3 separate regions of the Homo sapiens genome follow, and regions 1 and 3 are each linked to region 2. The links are chromatin contacts, found by Hi-C in ENCODE. All regions are on one chromosome and are shown on one strand. Each heading gives the region's core, a stretch centred on a gene start or an enhancer-like site at or near the end of the contact. The rest is flanking DNA. Distances are from core to core; before and after follow the strand shown. Region 1 overlaps LOC105377114 (a long non-coding RNA gene). Region 2 overlaps FHIT (fragile histidine triad diadenosine triphosphatase). Region 3 overlaps FHIT (fragile histidine triad diadenosine triphosphatase).

Region 1 (2,963 bases), core at 202-2,701, 1.3 Mb after region 2:
TGTATTCATCAAAATTCTTATCCTTTTACTGTATTTTGGAAACCTATTTTTAAACCTGAGAGGATTAAATCAATATTTCTATAAAAATATTTTATAACTCAGCTTTGTTAGTATACTTCTCTCAATGGTATAGGAAGTTAGCTCTACACCGTATGAAGGAGTTTATGTACAAGACAAATGAAGCTATGTCTACTCTCTAAAGTGAATAACTTCTTTGATTGACAGTTTTTTCCTAATTAGCACAGCAAACTATAGCTGACCGTACTAGTGTCGGAAGCCCAGCACAATAAATTATCCTTCAATTGTCATTCAAAACAAAGTTCAAGAAAGAACTAAACATCAGGCAGCAGGGAAAAAACACACAGAGTACGCATGGTTTATTAATAATGTACGAGGATGGCCAGCACAGTACTTGAATGAGATGGGGGTGACAAAAGTCAATTAAAATCTTGAGACGGTTTTTTTGAGATATGGAATATTAATTAGAGAAAGCAACTGCAGAATTGCCTGGCAGAACCAGGCACACATTTGAAATCTTGTTTGTAGTTCAAGAAGCCATTTTTTAAAGAGTCCTTGAGAGACTGAAAAGATGCATCTAGAAAAAAAGCAATTAAAATAATTCGGAGCTGGAAGACGTTAGGTCAACTTGGCATGTGTAATGCAAAAGGATACAGTGGTCAGCACGGCGCTGCAGGAAACCTACTAGGACAGCTACTTCCGTGGGACTCTTTAGTGTTTTTATTTATATTTTTTTCTGACAAAGACCACTTTAAAAACACAAATGGGAGAAAGGCAGTTACAAGTGTGTAGTGTTGTGAACTATTATGAATCGCCTATTTCAAGCATAAGTGAAAGAAAAGCCATTTCTGCTCTGGTTAAACAAATCATATTTGTCTACAATAGGATTAGAGATGCAACAGACTGGAGAGTTTGGCTCTGTTTCTGGGACAGGGGAGATATCCATCTACCCTGAAAAAAAAAAATAACTAACATCTTTTGAGAGCCTTGTGTACCAGACACTATATAGTATGCTTTCTAATGGTTTATTTCCTACAGAAAGTATGCTACATGAAGGCAGGGAAATTTGCTGGTTTTGAACTATCATATCCTCCATGGCTGGCACATAGTAGGCACTCAACAAATATTTTACCAATGAAGGGTGCTTCTCTAATGGTTGGATTTGTTATGCCTGTTTTCCTCTTATAATGAAATATGATAAAAATTGGGGTTTACTTCCTCTTAGTGTTCATGCTCTTGTGCCCTTGAGGGCAAACTAGACCTAGTGGCCCACTTCTAATGAATAAAATATATGAAAATGATGGAATGTCACCACTGAGATTAGGTTAAAAAATGACTGGGAGTTCTGCCTGGCTGTCTGTTGCTCTCCCACTTGCTCTTTCTGATGGAAGCCAGCTGCCCTATGAAGAGGCTCATGTGCCAGGAAACTGAAAGAGGCCTCTGGCCAACAGCCAGTGAGGAACTGAGAGTCTCAGTCTGACGGCCCATGAGGAACTGGACCCTGACAACAACCATGCGAGAGAGGTCAGAAGACTCTCCAGCCCCAGTTGAACCTTGAGATTACTACAGCCCTGGCCATGTAATCTTGTGAGAGATCCTAAGCCAGAATTACCCATCCAATCTGTTCCTAGATTTCAGACACACAGAAACTATGAGATAATAAATATTTGTTGTTTTAAACTGCTAAACTTGAGGGTAATTTGTCATACAGCCAGAGATAACTAATATATACATCTACGTAAAAGTGTTTATTTTTAAGTTGTTGGGGTATTCTTTTTTCAAATGGCATTGTAATTTTCTACTTTCTGCTCTTACAGCATGTACTAGTGTTTTTCAAAAAATAACCCTGGTTTGGCAGTGTGGTAACAGCTGCTTCTTCCATGTCTAATGGATGGCAGTAACGTTTCAACTGAAAATTTATTTTCTCATTCTAAAGTGTTACCTTAGCATATTGACAGTAGGAGCCTTACACAGTTCCAGGAAAATCATAATTAAGTCAAAGTTCTAAAAAATACTTTAAAATCCATTAGATTTATTCAACACAGCATTCTACATGTCATAATGACACTAAGTGCTAAAATTAATCTCTAGACACCTTCCTATTGAAGTTAAATGGGCTCTCTTTATCTAGTTCCTTCTACAGCTCATGACATCTATATGTTGGGTTTTTATAATATATAGTAGCCAGACAAATAGCCATACAAATGAGTCCTGTGAATTCACACTAATTCATCATTTTGATCAAAACACAGTTAACCACTGGTTATCTGGCCCCCAAATTCCAGTGATATCTATACATTATACCTTATTTTTGCACTACCAATGTATAAACTCTTAAATTCTGTAAGATACATCTAATGCTATCGTGCAGCCAAAATAACTTATTCTTTGAAAGTTGAAGGGTCTTATGAGTTACCATTATGTATAGCAAGTATTATTCTAATCAATTAATGTGGACTTCTTATCATGTAGCTTTATCCTGGCCCTTTTTCTTGTCTTCCCCTAGACTGTAGGTCTTCTGTTCTACCACTGAAGAGGACCTGACATACAATGAATACTCAGATATATATATCTAATAAACTAATACATAAATTCTATGCTTGTTTTTTCATTCAAAGATACTTTAGCATGGTCCTAGCCCTCAAAGATGGATAAAGGAGAGGAAGAAATACACACATAATCATAATGGAAGACAGTAATAGTAATCATAATTACTTAAGAAAGTATGTCAAATGATACTGGGTATTTATTTTTAAATATGCAGATCCCTGGGCCCCAGCCTTCAACTGAACGTTTAATGTAACATTAAATGCTTACATTTAACTTGGCTTAAGAACCATGGACTAGATCAGAGGTTGGCAAACTTTTTCTATAAATGTCTAGGTAGAAAATGTTTTGGGCTTTGCAGACCAACATAATCTCTGCTGCAACTAAACTCTGCCATT
Region 2 (2,881 bases), core at 160-2,659:
ACAAAGATCGCATTTTGAAAAGCAGATTCAACAACTTTAGATATGGATACTTTGTCTAAAAGGACAGCTTTGGAACCTTCATTGTTCTCTGGGATTTTATGTGTGTGTGTGTGTGTGTGTGTGTGTGTGTGTGTGTGTGTGTGTGTGTGTGTGTGTGTGTGTGTATGGTGGTTTTCTTATAACCACCATATTCTACAAACGAGTCAAGATATCCCCATTATTTCATATCAGGAAACTTCTGTGATCAGGTTGGAAACAACTGAAAGATGTGCAAAACAGCATAACCTGCTGATTTAAAAAACAGAATCGTTTTAAAAAGTTCAACTTAAGCTAAATAATCAGGGTGATGATAACAATAACCACATTCAACAATTCATATATAAGTACTATATGTTAAGAATTAGTCCATCATCATCACCATCAAAGGTAACAAAAACATTACACATTTTGGCCAGATAATTGGGACATCAAAAAGTAATTACTATTGGAGTTACACAATCTGTAGCCATAGTTATCAGCCCAGCTAGGCTCACTGCTTATTTGTTTTGTGTGTGTGTGTTTATTATTTTTAGTCAAGAGATAATTCAAATATGATAAAATTCACCATTTTAAAACGTACAATTCAGTGGCTTTATTATATTCACAATGTTGCACAACCATCACCACTAAGTCCACAACGTTTTCATTACCCTAAAAGAACCTGTATCCATTAGGAATCATTCCCCATTCCTTCCTTGTCCCAGTCCCTGGCAACCACTAATCTACTTTCTATCTCTATTCAGAGCCTGTTGCATAGCAAATATTTTCTATCCCGCTTTAGAATGGCTAAATGAAATTTTGAGATCATATAACCTATCTATTCATATAAGTTTTAGCTATGCTTACTATGCACCTATTATCATTCTGTGCATCCCACTTAATACAGTTTGTGCATTCCCCCATGTCACTAGCTATGCCTCTACAGTATCGCTTTCAATGGCTGAAGGAATTCCATCAAATAGATATTGCATAGTGCATCTAACTAATCCGGTATAGTTGGAATTTACATTTGAATACTGAGTTTTAAAAAATCTTGGAACCAAGTTTAAACATTTGTGTTTTGCATTTCAAGAAGTGATTTCAAAAAGAAGCCACAGGTATTAAATCCTTTCTTTGCATCCGTATATTTAGAGCCTCACATGGAGGTGAGACAGTGGGACAGAGGAAAGCTGAAAGCCTCTGTGTCTATCACCATACCCTGTGTGTAGAGCAATTAGGAGGCTAGCCCTTTTTTATGATAAGGAATTTGGTAGCCCATATGGTGGCAGTCCCTACATAAACTTTCACTGCTTAGAAGTATTTCCCAGAGATTGTATTTTAAAAGTCCCAGAATAGCTGTGTTAAAGACAAAAGTAAAGTAAGATCAAAAGGGAACTTACGTTTATTTGGCATTGTTTGTGTGGGCAGCACCTTATCCACTCACAGCTAGTCTTCGAAGCATTAAACTTTATTTCAACAAAGTGTAACATTAACATCCCAGCCTGACTTGCTTCTGACTTCTAGCACCAAAAATAGAGCCTTTTCTATGACTTAGGTGCAGAATCTACCCGTATAGGAATTAGCATTTGTATGAAAAGAGCTGAAACCCAGCTTCTGAATCAGCCAGGATTTTATTATTTTATTTTTACTACAGAAGCAGAGACTATCCTAATAAATCCTCCTTTCTTCTCCTAGCACACTTAAAAACCCATCTTTGAGCTCCACTGACTCCATTAGGTTTGAACTTTGGTATTAAGTACACAGGGAGGAAAAGAGTAGGTGTGGGGGTGACGAGAAGGAGAACAGAGAGAAGCACAGGAGAACAGAAAGGAAGGGAGGCAGCTTGATGCTACTGCTGCGGTTATTGCTTCACTCAAAAACAATGAAGCAAAAGCAGACTATGTCAAGAAGCAAAGGTGTGTCAAAGACACCCCAGGCTTAACATGGGGCTGCACAAACCCACAGGAAGCTCACATGCTATTTCCTAGACACTCTCTCACATGAACCACTTTGACTTATGTTTCCGGACTCCTTGATTTAGTTTCTGTTTTAGCGTTTGCACAATAATAATTTTACTACTAAAAGTAAATGTCTTGTAAACCAATGGGAAACATATTGTTTGGCAGAGTTTATAATGTCAGGATTTACGGCTCTAACACTGAGGGTCTCTCTGACCTCGAAGATAACATAATGAAACAGCAATGTGCTGCATATGACTCGTTGTGATTTTTTATTAGTTCTCATAATCGCCTCTTATTAATTTGTATGCACATAATAAGCACTCACCTTCACAGTCTGTCCGGCTTCGGGGCCATCCTAGAAGTAGGAAAAAACCAACAGAGGTGAGAATAGATAGATGGTATCTCCTGCTTATTCAGAAATATCACCCATTAATAATTTAGATGCAATTTCATTGTGTGTTAATTTATAGTATTCTCATGGGGACCATTGGCTTCAAATGTGCGGGATTAGACAGTTCTCCATTTCCGCCTGAGAGTAAGTGCGAAGTTATGTATAAAAATGATATAAATTATCCAGCAAGCCAACTCCTTGCTACTTTTCATGCTCTTTGCTCTAGGCTATGGTTTTAATTGCATTAAAGGAAGGCTGAAAATGTTTGGGGAGGTGAAGTATCACACCTTCTGGTTATGTTTAGAGGTGGTTTAATTAATGTCTGATTACTTTAAGCTTCTACTCAGGAAATCTGCTATAAACATAAGCCATTAAGGAAGAATATGGGGTATTTCATATGGGAAGAGTCCTCTGGCTATTCTGACCTTGTGGGAGACAAATGGTAGTGTTCATTGTAGCTGGACCCTTTTCCCAAACTGGTTCCCTTTCTCTGTTTCTGAAGCTTAGTTGG
Region 3 (2,937 bases), core at 268-2,767, 1.2 Mb after region 2:
AAAGACACAGGAGCTAACCTATAGGAGACTAAGAAAGGTCAACATTCTGCCAATTGCACTGTCTGTGACCCACACCAAGTCATTTTTCCTCTTTACAGCCAGTTTTTCAAATATGCAAATAAAGGAGAGTAGACTAGATGAATCCAACCAGCTTCTTTCAAGCTCTTTTTAAAAATCTCTTGAAGCCATGATTCTAACATATAAAAATTATGTATCTCCTCTTCTTTCCACCAATTAAAAGATCCCAAACTGTCAGTCCCTTTCATTGTATTCATCTGCCTCACTACTGCTAGGGCTTTGTTCTTGATTTTCACTGCCATTTGGCAGAGAAGTCAAATCAGGAGGGATATGGATGTGATACCGCATTAGGGGGCAGAAGTGGGTATCGCAGATGCTCTGATCAGAACCTAGTGAAGGAAATGAGAAGGAATTGGGTTATACAAATGGAACCTAGGGTCCAGAGAGTGTATTAACAGGTAACAAATTAGCCTGTGGAGATAGTAGGCATTAGGGAAGCATCAGCCAGGACTGTAACTCATGTTCTGGCCAAAGGGAGGGGAAAAAAAAAGTCTAGAAGTAGTGGAGAAGCAGATGAGTGGAAGAGAGGTCTAGACAGCAAACAGCATGGATCCAACCACAATACTGAGATCCAGGGACAGGAGCATTACCCATGGGAAAAAAATCCAAATTCCATACTTTGACTTCAAGGCCCTGTATGGCCTGGGCCCTATCTATACAGCCAATTTCATCTGATGTCAGTCTCCCTTTCCCTCTCTATGGTTCAGCCACAGGGGCCTTCTTTTCTCCCTTTGATGGTGTTAAGCTCTTTCCCACCTTAAGGCCTTGGTATAGGCTATTCCTTCTGCCTGGGACCCCATTCTATTAATACCAGCTCTTCATATGGCCAGCTCCCTCTCATCCTTTACTTAGGTCTCTGCTTAATTCTCAGCTCTTTCTGTCTGGCCATTTTATCTCAATAGGTTACTCATCCCTCTTTCTATCACAGTATCTTATAATCTTCCTTCTTGTACTTGACATATTATTATTACAGGTGTTTGCCTATGTGTTATCTGTCCCCTTCACTAGACTCCATGAGGGCAGTGCTGATATTTTATATAGATCATCCCATTTAATTCATAACAATCTACGAAGTGGGTACTATTATGTCCATTTTACAAAGAGAAATAAAACTGCAAAGAAAAACAACTGGCCATATATATATATATATATATATACACAAATTCTAAACAATACTACTCATTACATTAAAACAGAATGGCAACTTAGTAGAAGCCACAAAAATCTGAAATCTTTTTATTTCAAGTGTAGCCCATGGACCAGCAACATATATATCACCTGGCAGCTTGTTGGAAATGCAAACACTTCTGGCCTCACCAGGGCCCTTGCATATAGTTCCAGCAGTCCTCAACCCACAGGAGTTGGACCCAGCTGTTCCATCTGCAACAGGAAGCCAAACACAGCTAACACCTCTAGGCCAGGGAAACCTTGGCCTGTTGCCTTGTGGAAGTTCAAGAGGCTAGAGGAAGCCTTAGTTTAGAGGAAGCTTTATCCCTGCTCAGAGGAGCCAAGAGAGGGCCTCAGCTGTAGATTTTTCTGAAGCTTCTTGGCCTTGTTTTTATCCACCAGGCTGGCAGAACCCAGCAAATGGGATTTCAAACTACAGTGGCTACCTGTTTTGCTGTATCCCTAGTGTCACATCCCTCTTCTGAAGGTATCAGCAGCTCTCGTTAACCAGGGCCTTTCTGTGTGTACAGCCCTGCAAGCTTTGCACAGCACAACTCCAGCAGGCACCAGTCACATATACTCTGGTATGAATGGTGGCCTCTGATGCTAAGAATGTGGCAGCCCTGGCCCACTTCCTCTGGGTGAATCTCTCCTCTCCCAGGGTGGGCATTTGCTCCACACCTGGCCACTCACAGTACCCCTCCAACTGGCTATAGAAACAATTCCAAGTGGTAGGCATATGGCCCAAGCTAGAACTCCTTCAATCTGCTGTAAATTTTGAGGTATTATGGGCAAATAGATATATTTCAGCCCATACAATTGAGTCTCTCTAAACTTGATGGAAAAAATCTGGGATCTTTAAGGTAACATGTTATATCTGATTATTAAGATGGGAATTTAAGGTACCTTGCCTTCTAATGGAAATTTATGTAGCCAATTACAGTGCCCCCTTCTTTACATAATTTTAACCCATTGGGATTGCTTTCTAACCAGTGGTTCTTGGCCCTGGCTACAAGTTAGAATCACTAGAGCATGTCTCGTCCAGATCAATTAAATTGGGAAAGGTTGGTGGCACAGGCCTTGGTACCTCAATTTCAGCTGCGCTAGACTCTGACTACTCATCTATGTAAGGCGTCCCAAAGTGGCATATGGTGTGCTACATAGTCTATGCTTCCAGGCAGGCCAACAAAGTGGTAGACTACATCCAGTGAAAATCAGACCTGCCACTTTCTGATGATGTAGTAACTGACAGGCAGAGACTAATTTTACTTACACAAGTGGCTGTAAAACAAAATATTCCCCTCTCTCTCCACCCCACCATTTTTTGTTGTTCTACCTCTCCCACACTCTCTGCATTTGTTTTACCTCCCTCTTGCCTCTCCTGCTCTCCCTTGGATTTCTTGCCAGGGTCATTCCTAGAAGAGATTGAACTGGAATCGCTAGTGCTCCAGGACTGAAACAATCTTACTCTAAGCAGGTTCCAACCCTTCCCTCCACCTGTCCTCAGGGCTCCAAACGCATAGGTAAACTTGTGCTTCTGGGCACAGCTTAAACATCTACTGACAAAACCAAGCAGGTACCGTCCTTCAGTTAATGTGGAGTCCAAAGGCAGCAGTGAGTTTTGTGTTTTGCTTTGTTTTTTCAAAACTAAGATGTGGGAAGAAGACTTCTCAGAAAATAAAAATCTTGTTC

The links. Hi-C counts contacts between places; a loop is a spot of excess contacts on that map. Pooled maps may share reads with other maps.
Region 1: a pooled map shows a loop between it and region 2 (4-fold over the local background). The contact joins two enhancer-like sites. A Hi-C loop is called at or near these places in 2 of 37 single-sample maps with no recorded cell type and 3 of 50 pooled maps.
Region 3: a loop to region 2 is called in a pooled map, with 2.3 times the contacts of the local background. The contact joins two enhancer-like sites. A Hi-C loop is called at or near these places in 1 of 50 pooled maps.

The regions. Positions count from the first base shown.
Region 1 is chr3:61,357,145-61,360,107 of GRCh38, forward strand. All of the region lies in intron 3 of LOC105377114 (a long non-coding RNA gene), which reads right to left. Among named protein-coding and RNA genes, the nearest start is that of FHIT, 110 kb to the left of the region's middle. Within about 2 kb of position 1,452, at least 2 of the 41 ENCODE cell types and tissues checked have a DNase peak (open chromatin) inside an H3K27ac peak, as active enhancers do.
Region 2 is chr3:60,009,067-60,011,947 of GRCh38, forward strand. FHIT (fragile histidine triad diadenosine triphosphatase) reads right to left here. Exons shown (of 10, transcript NM_002012.4): 7 at 2,305-2,334. Among named protein-coding and RNA genes, the nearest start is that of MIR548BB, 610 kb to the right of the region's middle. RefSeq lists a silencer at 1,809-2,018. Within about 2 kb of position 1,410, at least 4 of the 41 ENCODE cell types and tissues checked have a DNase peak (open chromatin) inside an H3K27ac peak, as active enhancers do.
Region 3 is chr3:61,238,551-61,241,487 of GRCh38, forward strand. All of the region lies in intron 1 of FHIT (fragile histidine triad diadenosine triphosphatase), which reads right to left. Among named protein-coding and RNA genes, the nearest start is that of FHIT, 11 kb to the right of the region's middle. Within about 2 kb of position 1,518, at least 2 of the 41 ENCODE cell types and tissues checked have a DNase peak (open chromatin) inside an H3K27ac peak, as active enhancers do.